Linked DNA regions of Homo sapiens: region 2 is linked to region 1. A link is a loop called in an ENCODE intact Hi-C map of the cell type or tissue named here. Cell type or tissue: gastrocnemius medialis. All regions are shown on one strand. Each heading gives the region's core, and the rest is flanking DNA. Links, peaks and the distances in the headings are about the cores only. Region 1 overlaps PACSIN2 (protein kinase C and casein kinase substrate in neurons 2). Region 2 holds the start of CYB5R3 (cytochrome b5 reductase 3).

Region 1 (4,383 bases), core at 112-4,111:
AGGGCCCCTGGGCTCCTGCAACAAGTCAGGAAAACTTGCCAGAAGTAGCCAAGCTGCCCCATGCCCTGCCGTGAAGCCTGTGGGCGGGCCAGACCAGGCTCTGACTTGCTGAGGGAGCGACCCACCTGGGGAACTGCCTCCACTTGGCCCCCGCCACTGTAATCCCACACGACTTCCCATTTTGCTCCAAAACTGGCCCTTAGCTCCAAAAAGGTCAAGGTCCTCAGCACTCTGTAAGACCACACTCATTCAGGCTCCAGACTTGGTTCCAACCTGGAATGCCATCCCTTCTACTTGTTCCCAATTCTTGGCCCAACCCTACTCAGCCACAGGCCTCCTCTGCTGACTCTGCCCAGCAGACCATGTTACTGAGAGGCAGAGCTGGGGGTGGTCCCTCCTGCTCTCATACTCCATAAGCATCTTCTTTGTGGGAACTGGATCCCCTCTCCCCTCTTCCTCTTTTTATTTTTCCCCTATATCTACAGGGTTGGGGGAATGCAGGAGGTACTCCTTCCGAATATGCATTAAATAGCTCTATTCAGTATCATGTCCCTGTGGGTAACCTCTCCTCCCACAGGTCAGTATGGGTTCCTTCATTCGTCCAGCAAGCATCCAAGTGCAGCAACGTCCACTACCCCATGCTGCCTTTCCTGCCCTTCCCCCTGGGCAAACCTAGCAAATCCTACGGCACCTGGCATGATGACCTGCCTAGTGTCTACCTTATTCCTCCAAATGTCACAGCCAAAGGCTCCTGGAGGACAGGGCCACACAGAAGATGGCTCTGGAATGACATATTCCAGTTAGTATCTTTTGGTGGGAAGGAGTAAAATTAAACACAAAAAACTTTTCCACCTCAAGACCACAAGGCTTTCTTTGGAAAAGTGTCCTTCCATGGGAAAGAGGAACTTGCTACCTGCCTGGGAAGATGTGCAGTTGGCAGTGTGCACCTGAGTCTCTCAGATCCCAGCAGGCCATCACTGAGCAGTCACTCCGCCACTCAACGAACATCCGTCATGGAGAAGGCGGACGACCACAGCACTGCGGAGTTGATACCAGCTGGAGAGTAATTTCAGGGACAGCATCACAAGCTGAGCAGAGCCCGCCTGAGCATTTTCAGGCAAAAGGAGATGTTCTTGTCTACTGACATTATTGCAGTTGAGAATTTAACAGGGAGCATAAGAGCTTAATTACTGGACTTGTTAAAGCTAGTTGATTTAATATATGCTGACAATATACACTGGCAACGTTCACCTGAATGTTTTTTAACAAGCAGCTGAAGAATTCTGTAATAGCACTATATTTAGCTACATAATTTTCCCAGCAGTTTCTGCCACCAAGTGGGTAATGAAGACAATGTCGCCAAGGGCACCGCAGGAACAGACATTGACTGTGCACACCGACTCCCTCAGCTCCCGTGTCAGAGGGAAGGGCCCCCACCAGCCTTGCCCTGATGCCCTAAAACACTTAACGTTTATTCATTCTTTTAACCCTCACAATACTAGGATATGGGTACCGTTATTACCCCCATCTTATAGATTGGGAAATGAAGGCAAAGAAAAATCAGTAACTTGCCCAAAGCCATACACAGAAGTAAGTGATCAGGTCAGCAGTCAAACCCAGACCTCCTGGCTCCAAAGCAATGTCTTCACCTGTCCCCATTGCCTCTCCTGGCCTATCCCTCACAAGGAAGGGCCTTTTGAGTGTGCTTGTCCTGTCTGCACCACCACCAAGCTCAAGGCAGGGAATGATTGGTGCCAGCCAGCAATGTCACTACAGTTACAAAAAAGAGGCTCCCCATAACTGGAAAGGTTTCTATCTATAGTTTTGGTTCAGTGTTGAGAACAAGGGCCTGCACTTCTAAAGGCTGGAGAGCTCACAGGAAGGCTCTCACAGCTGCTGCCAGCTCCATAAGCGCTCCTGCACTAATGAGGCCACAGCCTCTCTGGGGGGGCCAGCCAGCGGGACCTGATTACTGTGAACCTGTACCTGCAAGCGGGGGCAAAGGCAGTCCTGAATTCTAGCACTATTCCAGGGGCACCTCCAAACCACGTCGTGTAACTGCTGGTCCTGCTTCATCTAGTTTCACGGCCAACCTCCTGCCATGCTGTGAGATGTGGCTGGCGACCTGTTTGGCTGTCACTGCTCCTGTCACTCTTGCTGTCTTAAGTGAAATATTTCTCAGGCAGATGTGCCTCTCCGGCTGCTGAAATTTGAGCTGGGTGCCCCCCTCACCCCTCCAGAAGGATGCCACCAGCCGAGGGGTGGCAGCAGAGAGGACCTGCATGCTCTGTGCCTTTCCACATTTATTTCTGCTGTGGCAGAAGCCAGCTTCTGGAGGGCAGGAACTCAGTCTGTCACATCCCTTGCCTAGCACACTACAGGTACTCAGTTAACACATAATTTTTTTTTTTTTGAGACGGAGTCTTGCTCTGTCACCCAGGCTGGAGTGCAGTGGCGCTGTCTCGGCTCACTGCAAGCTCCGCCTCCCGGGTTCATGCCATTCTCCTGCCTCAGCCTCCCAAATAGCTGGGGTTACAGGTGCCCACCACCACGCCCAGCTAATTTTTTGTATTTTTAGTAGAGATGGGGTTTCACCATGTTGGCCAGGCTGGTCTTGAACTCCTGACCTCAAGATCCACCCGCCTCGGCCTCCCAAAGTGCTGGGGTTACAGACATGAGCCACTGCGCCCGGCCATGCAAAGCCTCTTTCCATGAAGGCCAAGAAAGCTCCAGGGGTTTTGCCACAGGGACAAAATTAGACCAAAAATTGACTTCCTATAGTCTCAGCTACTCAGTAGGCTGAGGTGGGAGGATGGCTTGAGCCCAGGAGATCAAGGCTTCAGTGAGCCATGATGGTGCCACTGAACTCCAGCCTGCGCTCTCGAGACCTCAACTGTTAAAAAAAAAAAAAAAAAAAAGATGGACTTTCCATTAACTAGCAGGAAGGAAAAGTAAGTGGGACTCAGGAACAACACCCTCCGCCTCCACAAAAAAACAAAAATAATCCAATCAGGAAGAGGGCCACTCATGGGTACAGACTGGCGGCAGATGCTCCAGCAAGTTTGAAGGCATTTGGCCCTCTGGCCACTTGCCTGTGTTGTCCAGCATGATGTCAAATCACAGCCCTCCTTGTTTCTACATAAAACTCAACAGTAAAGTGCCTCGTAGGATAAGCTGAGCAATTAGTGTCTGTCTCTCCCACTCACACCATGGCAAACATAAAAAGGAAGGTGATCCCCAAGACCTTTCATAAACACCCCTAACCTCTTTAAGTATCAGCCTTTCCTAGCAAGGTAAGTTCACTGCCTTCGATGATGGCTAAGGCATACCTGAACTGCCTAAAAACAAGTGTCCAAACCTTTTCTGCTGCTATCTAGGTCTGACTACAAATGCATGGCTGGTTTGGGGGTATGTTCACCTCAGTTCCCAACCTCCACCAAAAAAACCAAAGGGCCTGCCAGACACTATTGGCCTGGCCACTTCATTCACTGGAAGAAAGCAGGTGCATTACCTCCCAGAAGCTGTCGCTGGACACTTCTACTCCAACGGAATCATCATATGTGACAGACATTTTTTCAAAGGCTGAGGGAGCAGCAAAGTATACTTAGTCAGGGGTCAACTTCGAACGCTCAAAATCTGTAGACAAACCTATAAATGAAAAACATATAACATAGTGGTTTTTAAATTCCCAAGGTAAAGAAACAAGTCATCTCTATTTCACAACTTCCCGTTTCTAATCACTGCCTTCAGTACAGGGCGGTCTATAATATTTCCTTTAGGTGGCAGAAAGCCAGTAGACTCTAATCAACTCTGGGCACATATGTGTATGTCTGTGTGTGTGCATGGTGGGTGATGGGGGCGAGGGGTGCATGTGCATAAAAGGCAGAGTCCTTGGATCTCTGGGCTTGCCCATCCCGACCTACTCTACCTAACTGGTAGGGCTAGGACCCGGGATAAAACGTGAGTGGAGGTAATCCCACCTTTGACACCCTACTCCCCTCTCCAGAGTGGCTACCACATTCCACTTGTGTGAGCACTGTCCCCACTCAACTCCACCTTTACTGACTCCGCCACTGAAGCCACAAATTCAGACCAGTTTGTTCTGACACTGTCTGTGTGTGGCTCAGCTGGAAAGCTAAATGGATCACTTCTGAATAACAGACTCAGCAATCTACAATCCAGGCAAGGGTAAAGGCGGCAATTATTTCCCCTGTTGGAGGGAAGAAACTGAAGGACTCCCATAAGCACAAACCACACCTTGCTAGTGTGATGACCTGTCCGCAGCCGAGATGAAACTGTCTGACTTTTTGGTAAAAAGGTGACCCCACCTTTCTTTACCTTACCCTGTGTTCAGATCACACAGCCAGAGATCCAAGACCTTCC
Region 2 (4,383 bases), core at 67-4,066, 260 kb before region 1:
TCCTGTAATCCCAGCACTTTGGGAGGCTGAGGCAGGTGGATCATCTGAGGTCAGGAGTTCGGGACCAGCTTGGCCAAGATGGCGAAGCCCAGGTGTGATGGCGAGTGCCTGTAATCCCAGCTACTTGGGAGGCTGAGGCAGGAGAATTGCTGGAGCCCAGGAAGTGGAGGTTGCAGTGAGCTGAGATCATGCCACTGCACTCCAACCTGGGTGACAGAGAGAGACTCCATCTCAAAAAAAAAAAACTTAGCCAGGCATATTGGCACGTGCCTGTACTCAGGACACTGAGGTAGAAGGATCACTTGTGCCCAAGAGGTTGAGGCTGCAGTGAGCTATGATCGCGCCACTGCACTACTGTCTGGGTGAGAGACTCTTCTCAAAAAAGAAAAAAGAAAAAAGAAATGTATGGAGCAGCCAGGTGCAGGGGACGTGGCCATAAATCCAACCACCAGCTGGAAGGTATGGAACACCACCAAAAACAGCAGGGAAGGGTTGGGTGGAGACCAGGGGAAGCTTTAGAGACACAGGCAGGACATTTCAACAATAAAGGAGGCAGATGCTTTCTGGGGAAAAATGGGCCGGGTGTTGCATGGAGGTTGGGGTGATGCCCACAGGTTCACCCTGGCCAAGGTTGCCTGGGGTCTGAACATCCCGAAGTTCTGGGTTGGGCCACACTTTCCTTAGCAACCACCCAAGCCAAGAGGCCTTTTGCCTGGATCCCCAAGGAGGAGACTCCAGGTCCTCCCCAAGGAGGGAGGACCCAGGTGCCCTCCAAGTGGCAGATGCCAGGCATAGAGGTAGAGGTGGAGGTGGAGGAGCACTGGGCTGATTCCTCCTGTGCCAGCCTCCCCACGCCTAGCGGGTCACAGTTGACAGGAGAGCTGCCCTCTGCAGCCGCAGCCTCCACATGTCCACACAGACTCAAGCCTCCAGCCTCACCATGGTCAACTTTTGAGAAACTGGGGAGAGGAGGTGGCCTGGGGGGAAGGGAAGGTGGCTCTAGGCCAGCCCAGGAGTGACAGCAGCAGAGTGGACTTTGAAACCCCATGGAGCAGGCTCCTTCCGGCGGCAGCGTTGTGGGACGGTGGCCAAGACTAGTTTGCATTTCCCCATCTGTGAAATGGGGCAAACAGCACTGACACCGCAAAGTGTGAGGTCCCCAGCACAGCTTGCAGGGTCAGTGGGAGCCTGGCCTTGATGGGAGCCTGGCCCACTGAGCATTGGGAGGATGCCCCCGTGTCATCCGGGTTCTGTTCCTTGTTGCTAAACGTGCAAAACCCTCTGACATAGTGACATCGCACACACACACACGTTCAGTCGCAGTCAGTGACATCGCCCATTCACATACTCCCGTACACACACACACACCCCATCACACGTTTCCATGCCCGCCCTTCACACCCACGGTCACACTCACACACACATTCACTCTCAAGCCATTCACACGCTCGCTCACACACTCACACTCAGCGGCACACACGCTCACAACCACGGGTCCCTCCAGCAGCCAAGGCCCCACGGCGGCCAGGGCAGGGCCCAGGTGCCCCCGGGTGCTGGGCTCTGGCGCGCCCCCCGGGCAGGAGGGCTGGGTCCCCGCTGCAGACTGCCAGGGCGTAAGTAGCGGTCACCACGTAGCTCGCCCAGGCCCTTGTGGGGTGGGGTGGGGCGCGGCGGGCTGGGCGGGCGAAGTGGGTGCGGCCGGGTGCGGCCCGGGTCCCGCGTCACCTCCCGCAGGCCAGCCCGCCCCCTCGCCGCCGGGTCCCAGTCCCTCGCGACGCCCCGCGGCCCCGGCGCCCCCTCCCCGCCTACCGTGCTGAGCTGGGCCCCCATGGTGGCCCCGCGCCGCGCTCGCTCTGTCGCCGCCGCCGCCGCCGCCGAGACCGTCGCGCCCGGGCCCGCGTCACTCCGGAGCAGGGGCGGGGCCGAGGGGCCAGGCGGGCGCGCGGGGCGGGGCGGGCGCGGGGGCGGGGACCGGGTCGCTCCGCCTGCTTCTGCCGGGGATGGAGACTGGGAACTGGGGATGCGGCCCTCTGCGCTCCGAGCTCTCCCGCCGCTGTGCTGCCCCGCGCGGGACGGTGGCCTCTCTGGGCCTCGTTCGCCGCCATAAAGGAAGCAAGATGGCGCCCCCCGGATGGGAGCGAGAATAAGAGGCGGAATCTTCCCCCGGCCTCCGAGACTGCAGGGGCCGGTCCTGCCTGGCCTGGCCTGGGCCTGTGCCTGCAGCTGCTCAGCGCGGCCCTTCCCCGGGCCTTTGAATTTGTAGTTCCCTGGGCAGCACTGTTCCCAGCTGCCTCGGGCCGGGTTAAATGCTGCGGTCTCAGCACGGCCCGCCCGGAGCCTCCTCGCCGGCGGCGCCTCCGCTCCCCACGCCATTGTCCCACTGTGGAGTGATCTTTGTCCCACTTAGCTGAAGGCCTCCTGCGTGTTTCCCCCACTCCCACCCCATCCCAGTGGACTGTGCGCTCCCGGAGGGCAAGGCCCTATCTGGTTTGAAGTCCCGTACATCCCCAGAGCCTAGCCACACAGAGCCTAGCATATAGTAGGTGCTCAATAAATACCTTTTTTTTTTTTTTTTTTTTTGGTAAAGCAGGGTCTCACTCTTGCCCAGACTGGAATGCAGGAGCCTGATCACAGCTCACTTTAGCCTCAACCTCCCAGGCTCAAGTGTTCCTCCTGCCTCAACCTCCTGAGTAGCTGGGCACATGCCACCACGTCCGGCTAATTGTTTTTTTTTTTGAGACGCAGTTTCGCTCTTGTTGCCCAGGCTGGTATGCATTGACGCGATCTCGGCTCACCGCAAACTCCGCCTCCAGGGTTCAACAGATCCTCCTGCCTCAGCCTCCCGAAATTACAGGCATGTGCCACCACATCTGGCTAACCAGCTAATCTTTTTTTTTTTTTTTTTTTTTTTTTTTTTGAGACAGAGTCTCGCCCTGTCCCCCAGGCTGGAATGCAGTGGCGCCATTTCGGCTCAATGCAAGCTCCGCCTCCAGGGTTCACGCCATTCTCAGCCTCCCGAGTAGCTGGCACTACAGGCACCCCACCGCGCCCGGCTAATTTTTTGTATTTTCAGTAGGGACGGGGTTTCACCGTGTTAGCGAGGATGGTCTCGATCTCCTGACCTCGTGATCCGCCCGCCTCGGCCTCCCAAAGTGCTGGGATTACAGGCGTGAGCCACCGCGCCCGGCCTAATTTTGTATTTTTAGTAGAGACGGTGTTTCAACATGTTGGTGAGGCTGGTCTCGAACTTCCGACCTCAGGTGATCCACCTGCCTCGGCTTCCCAAAGTGCCGGGATTACAGGTGGGAACTACCGCGCCCGGCCATTTTTGCATTTTTTTGTAGAGACGGGTTTCACTATGTTGCCCAGGCTGGTCCGGAACTCCTGGGTTCAAGCCATCCTCCCACCTTGGCCTCCCAAAGTGCTGGGATTATAAGCGTGAGCCACGATGAGCAGCCTAAATACTTGTTGAATGGATGAATTTGACAGACAGTGGGCACCTTCTCTGTGTAGGCTCATGCTGGGCCTTAGCGTCATTCTCTTGCCTTGCTCTCCTGGTAGGGTCTTGGACCCAGATGTGAGCTCCTGGTGCTCTGAGGGGATGGGGTGGGCTGTGTGTTCAGGCAACGTGGCACAGACCAGGCAGAGAAAGGGAGAAGCGCCTTGCTGGCAGGGCCTGGAGGTGGAGACAGGTGAACAGAGGCCTGATGGGCAAGGTTAGAGGGGCTGATACAGCCGAGCTGGGGTGTGATGTGACGTTGGGGAGGCAATGTGGAGCCCCGGGTGGAAAGAACTGGAATGTCAAGGAGAATGGGGAGCCCTGCAGGATCTAGGTAGCTGAGGGAGTGACTCACTGGGTTTATTTACCCAGAGAAGAGATCTCGCTCTGATGCCCAGGCTGGAGTGTAGTGATGCAGTCACAGCTCACTGCAGCTCAAGCCATCCTCCCACCACAGCCTCCCGGAGCACTGGGATTACAGGCATGAGCCACCATGCCCGTCTGCCTACCCACCCACCTGACCTACTGTTTTTTTTGTTTGTTTGGTTGGTTGGTTGGTTTTTCTTTTTTGAGACGGAGTCTTGCTCTGTTGCCAGGCTCACTGCAATCGCGGCTCACTGCAACCTCCGGGGTTCAAGCGATTCTCCTGCCTCAGCTTCCCTAGTGGCTGGGACTACAGGTGCGTGCCACCATGCCCAGCTAATTATTATTATTATTATTATATTTTTTGAGACGGAGTTTCGTTCTTGTTGCCCAGGCTGGAGTGCAATGGTGCGATCTCGGCTCGCCGCAACCTCCGCCTCTCAGGTTCAAGTGATTCTCCTACCTTAGCCTCCCGAGTAGCGAGGATTACAGGCATGCGCCACCACACCCAGCTAATTTTG

The links. Peaks named below come from ENCODE experiments on the same cell type or tissue, not always from the same donor. Only the 100,000 strongest peaks of a DNase experiment are listed, where the experiment ranks them.
Region 2: it touches region 1 in a loop (2.5-fold over the local background); 1 of 110 quality-filtered maps calls a loop at or near these places.

Annotation. Positions count from the first base shown.
Region 1 is chr22:42,908,510-42,912,892 of GRCh38, forward strand. It overlaps PACSIN2 (protein kinase C and casein kinase substrate in neurons 2), which reads right to left. Exons shown (of 11, transcript NM_001184970.3): 2 at 3,512-3,648. The coding sequence starts at 3,571. Among named protein-coding and RNA genes, the nearest start is that of ARFGAP3, 53 kb to the left of the region's middle. In gastrocnemius medialis, for the core only: a CTCF peak has its summit at 2,273; a DNase peak (open chromatin) is centred at 2,212; H3K27ac peaks cover 3,405 bases.
Region 2 is chr22:42,647,486-42,651,868 of GRCh38, forward strand. It overlaps CYB5R3 (cytochrome b5 reductase 3), which reads right to left and starts at 1,907. Exons shown (of 9, transcript NM_000398.7): 1 at 1,810-1,907. The coding sequence starts at 1,830. RefSeq lists silencers at 1,418-1,767, 1,788-1,977, 2,288-2,387 and an enhancer at 2,082-2,895. In gastrocnemius medialis, for the core only: no CTCF peak of the experiment used is centred there; DNase peaks (open chromatin) are centred at 1,006, 1,326, 1,626 and 2,076; H3K4me3 peaks cover 1,931 bases; H3K27ac peaks cover 2,654 bases.